Linked DNA regions of Homo sapiens: region 1 is linked to region 2. Evidence: read pairs that join two places in POLR2A ChIA-PET (ENCODE). Cell type or tissue: MCF 10A. All regions are shown on one strand.

What was found. ChIA-PET counts read pairs that join two places held together with the same protein. Peaks named below come from ENCODE experiments on the same cell type or tissue, not always from the same donor. Only the 100,000 strongest peaks of a DNase experiment are listed, where the experiment ranks them.
Region 1: POLR2A ChIA-PET joins it to region 2 with 6 read pairs; 7 of 35 experiments call an interaction of 5 or more read pairs at or near these places.

The regions. Positions count from the first base shown.
Region 1 is chr7:129,306,225-129,308,724 of GRCh38, forward strand. All of the region lies in intron 1 of AHCYL2 (adenosylhomocysteinase like 2), which reads left to right. LOC124900234 (a long non-coding RNA gene) reads left to right here. Exons shown (of 2, transcript XR_007060519.1): 1 at 1-2,500. Among named protein-coding and RNA genes, the nearest start is that of AHCYL2, 82 kb to the left of the region's middle. In MCF 10A, no CTCF peak of the experiment used is centred here; DNase peaks (open chromatin) are centred at 1,557 and 2,017.
Region 2 is chr7:129,227,512-129,230,011 of GRCh38, forward strand. The region is part of intron 1 of AHCYL2 (adenosylhomocysteinase like 2); the gene reads left to right. Among named protein-coding and RNA genes, the nearest start is that of AHCYL2, 3.7 kb to the left of the region's middle. In MCF 10A, no CTCF peak of the experiment used is centred here; no DNase peak of the experiment used is centred here.

The sequences.
Region 1 (2,500 bases), 79 kb after region 2:
TTTGCCCTTTTGAGGCTATGTTCTAGATCTTGTCGGTGTGCTTTATTCTTTTGTATTCTTTTTTCTTTTGTCTCCTCTGGGTGTGTGTTTTCAAATAGCCTGTCTTCAGGCTCACAGTTCTTCTGCTTGAGCAATTCTGCTATTAAGAGACTCTGATGCATTCTTCAGTGTGTCAATTGTATTTTTCCACTACAGAATTTCTGCTTTATTCTTTTTTTAATTATTTCAATTTCATCGTTAAGTTTATCTGATAAGATTCTGAATTCTTTCTTATGTCATCTCGAATTTCTTTGAGTTTCCTCAAAACAGTTATTTTGAATTCTGTCTGAAAGGTCACATATCTCTGTTTCTCTGAGATTGGCCTCTGATGCCTAACTTTGTTTGTTTGGTCAGATCATGTTTTCCTCCTGGTCTTGATGCTTGTGGATGTTTGTCAGTGTCTGGGCATTGAAGAGTTGGGTATTTGTTGACTTCTTAGCAATCTGGGCTTATTTGTACCTGTGCTTCTTGGGAAGGCTTTCCAGATATTCAAAGGGACTTGGGTGTTGAGATCTGTTTTTGGTCACTGCAGCCATATCTGCATTAAGTGGCACCCCAAACCCAGTAATGCTGTAGTTCATACAGACTCGTAGAGGTATCACCTCGATGGTCTTGGGTAAGATCCAGATGAATTCTCTGGATTACCAGGCAGAGACTCTTGTTACCTTACTTTCTTCCAAACAAACGGAGTCTCTCTCTGTCTCTGTGCTGAACTGCCTGGACCTAGGGGTGAGGTAACACAAGCAGCCCTGTGGCCACCAACACTGGGACGCATTGGGTCAGTCCTGAAGCCAGTAAAGTGTTGAATCTTGTCCAGGGGGTGCTGTGACCACTACCTGGCTGCTGCGTATGTTCACTCAAGGCCTTAGGGCTCTACAGTCAGCAGGTAGTGAAGCCAGCTAGTCTTGTGCCTTTCCCTTCAGGGTGGCAAGTTCCCTTGGGCCCTGGGCAAGTCCAGAGATGCTGTTCAGGAGCCAGCGCTTGGAGTTGGAAACCTTAGAAAGAAATCTACTTGGTGCCCTATTCCATTGCAGCTATGCTGGCAGTGAAACCACAAGACAAATCCTTCCTATTCTTCCCTACCCTTTCCCCAGGCAGAGGAGTCTCTTCCCATGTCCACCACCACCACCACAGGCCTATGAGTACCAGGGCACCACTGATGTTCACTTAAGGCCCAAGGGCTCTTCAGTCAGCTTGTGGTGAATGCTGCCAGGCCTAGAACTCACCCTTCAGGGCAGTGGGCTCCCCTCTGGCTCAGGGTAGGTCTAGAAATGCAATGCAAGAGCCAAGGCCTGGAATCAGGGACCCCAAGAGCCTGTTTGGTACTCTTCCCCACTTTGACTGAACTGGTACCTAAGCTGCAAGACAAAGTCTCCTTTATTCTTTCCTCTCCATTTCTCAAGCAGAAGGATTCTCTCCTCATAGCCAACACAGTCGTGAATTTGCTGGGACACACCTGAAGTCAGCATGGCTCAAGAGTCTTACCTAAGACCCATGGCAGGTCCTAGCTGGTTGCCGCTGCTGATTATTTAGAGCCCAAGGGCTGTTTAGTCAGCAGGTGATGAATCCTGCCAGGACTGTTTCCCTTCTGGCCTAAGATATGTCTAGAAATGTCCGGGAGCTAGGGCCTGGAATGGGACCTTATGATCCTGCCTGGTGCTCTTTCCTACTGTGGCTGAACTGGTATCTAAGTTGTAAAACAACATCCTCTTTACTCTTCCTTCTCCTCTCCTCAAGCAGAAGAAAGGGGTCTCTTCTGAAGCTGGGAGCTTCAAGCTGCACTGCCTTGGGTTGAGGGAGGGGTGACGCAAGCACTCCCTTAGCCACCCTGGCTGACATCTCACTAAGTTATGTGCCCCTCAAGTCCCCTGGCTCCAAGCCCAGCACAGCACTAGGACTTGCCCAGGAGTTGTAGTCCTAGTGGCCTAGACAGCCTTTCAAGTTTACTTAGAACCCCAGAGCACTTTAGCCCATGGTAGCAGGCCTTATGGAAGTTACAGATATGACTGCTGGGTTGGGTGATTCCCCTCTGGCTAGGGCTTTTCTGAATGCTCCCTCTGTGGGTACCTGCTGAGTCCTGTCTGGTGTTGCCAGCACTGAGTTCCAATGCAAAGTTGCACAATCACTGAGCTCTCCCTGCCACAGCATACAGATTGCCCATGTGGGTGCTGCCAGGGGATGGGAGAGGGGTGTTGTTGCATTTCAAGATTGTTTTTCCTGCCTTTTTCAGTACCTCTTTCAGTGATATGTAGTTAAAACCAGGTACTGTGATTGCTCACATGATTTTGATTCTAATTGAAGGTGCTTTTTTTGTGTAGATAGTTGTTAAATTTGGTGTTCCTGCAGGGAGGATGATCAGTGGAGACTTCTATTCAGCTATCTTACTCCATGTCTTCTCAGGAGAAGATTCTTTATGTTCATTTAAAAAACAGAAACATTCAGATAGTAGAATTATTCTAAG
Region 2 (2,500 bases):
GCTACTCAGGAGGCCGGGGTGGGAGGATCACCTGAGCCCAGGAAGTTGAGGCTGCAATGAGCACTCTAGCCTGGGTGCTGGAGTGAGACCTTGTCTCAAAAAAAAAAAAAAAAAAAAAAAAGTTAAAAAATCAAAGACCAGCATACTGGAGTCTGTTTTTCTTAATTCTAGATGTGCTTCTTGACCACTTTCCTTGTCGTTGAACCATCTTCCTGTTTTTTCAGCACCAAATGTATGTTCCATGATTGTAGATATACTCAGCAGCCTCAAGGCTATTGTAAAGCAGGGCTGAGCTTGCCTTACAATGTTAATTGCACCAAAAAAACAACTTCTCTGCTGAAAGTTAAGCAGGTGAAGCTCTGGGCAAGGATACAGCTGGATGACGAAATTCAGGGCATTGCTGAGCTGCTTTTCAGGTGCCCAATCTTTAACCTTCTTGATATTGAATTGGCTAAATCAAAATAAGTGCCCAAGACTGCCCTTTCCCTAAGTTGAAAGTCATCTCACCAAGGAACTGCAGTGTGACATTTTGATTTGTTGAGCCTTTGTTGATTCTTAGATTGTCTATGTAAATAACCACTTTGACCTTGACTCCTTACTGTTTTTCTTATAGCATATGAAGGAACTGAGAATACTAGTATTGAAATAGCTGCCTTTGGCTGTGGAACTGGTGACTGTTGCATTTGTTTTTTAACTTTCATGTATAAACATTTATTTTAAGTCACATTTCCATAGATGGTTTTCCTTACTTCATTCACATATCATCAGTTTTCTTAGTTTTGTTACTCTGCTCAGCCACACAAGGGGAATAAACTTTTTACAAGAGCCAGAATTCCCAAGTGCAGTAGTTAATAAGAAGGAACATATGGTGTGCAGGTTACTCAATCACATCTTATCTTTGGCACCTGCCTCCGTCCTGTAACTTGCGATGCTCTGGGGGCCAGATCATGTTATGTGGCTATGATATATTTAATTATAGTGTCCTTTTTCATAAGTTGACATCAAGTGAACCCAGCAAGCCAAAAATCTCTATAAGAAGTAATTTGGGAAATGGGAAGGTAAGTTCCACAGGGAATGAGGTAGTACTAGCTGAAAGGGATTTCTTCCTTGTGTTCTTGAAAATGAGTGATAGGAGTGTTGGCGCACAGCAGGGAAAACAAGGCAGGAGAGGATTTATTTCAGAAATATTAAAACTTTCTGACAATAAGGCTGCAAGCCCAAGAACCTCAACTAGATTGTGCTTACATCAGTATCAGTAATGACCGTGTTCAAACAGACCCTTTATTGCTTTTGGCAAACATATCCACCTTCCACTGGCTTTGTTGCTGTCAGGAGAGAATGAGTTGAGCCATGTTAGCACTTCTTGTCCTGAATTGTTTAAGCTCTTGATTTGGTTAATTATAGAGTACTAAAATGGAATGTTTTGGATAAAGACATGGGAATGTGGTAGCAGTATGACTCCTTTTGCCTGTTACAAGAGTACTGCTCTGAAAAGTGTTCAGTAAGGCAATTGGCAGTTGGTCTGTAATAATAGTTACCAATAATTAGCCTTTTTTTTTTTTTTTTTTTTTTTGAGACAGAGTTTTACTCTTGGTGCCCAGGCTGGAGTGCAATGGTGCAATCTCAGCTCACCGCAACCTCCGCCTCCCGGGTTCAAGCGATTCCCCTGCCTCAGCTTCCTGAGTAGCTGGGATTACAGGCATGCACCACCATGCCCGGCTAATTTTCTATTTTCAGTAGAGATGAAGTTTCTCCATGTTGGTCAGGCTGCTTTCAAACTCCCGACCTCAGGTGACCTGCCTGCCTCGGCCTCCCAAAGTGCTGGGATTACAGATGTGAGCCATTAGCCTTTTATGTGCCAGGAGTTGTCATAGGGGTTCTGTAATCCTCACAACCATACTATGAGATGTAGGTGGCATTATTTCCATTTTATAGATGCAGAAATGAGATCCTGGGAGGTTAAGTGCCTTGCCCAAGGTTATACATCTAGAAAGTGTCAGAGGTAGAACTTAAATCCAGGGCTGTCCGTCTCCAAAGCCCATGTCCTTTTCATTATGCCACAGTGATTCTAACTTCTTAGATGCTGAGTTCTTGCTTTCTCCCAGAGGTCTTTTAGAATACTAAGTGAACTCTAAGGCGTGTCTGTCTGGCTAAGGCTTAGGTCATCCCAAGACCAAAGTAAGGCAGGTCTGAGTTAGAGCTTTAGGAAGAGGATGGGAGAAAATTGTACAAATGTAGAACTTGAAAGAATTGTAAATTTAGAAGAGGAGAATAAAAGCATCTTATACAGAAAAGCATTTCAAGATCAATGATGCAGCTTCACACTGGTAATTTACTGATAATCTGAGAAATTTATCCATATTTTAAAAGTTATAAATAAATTTGGAGTACCTGAGGAATATACCCTTTCTTCCTGTTCAGCTAACACTTTTTCCCTATTCTTTAAGCCTCACCATCTCTATGAGTCAATCTTTGATAAGAGCTTTTGAAAATTGCAAAG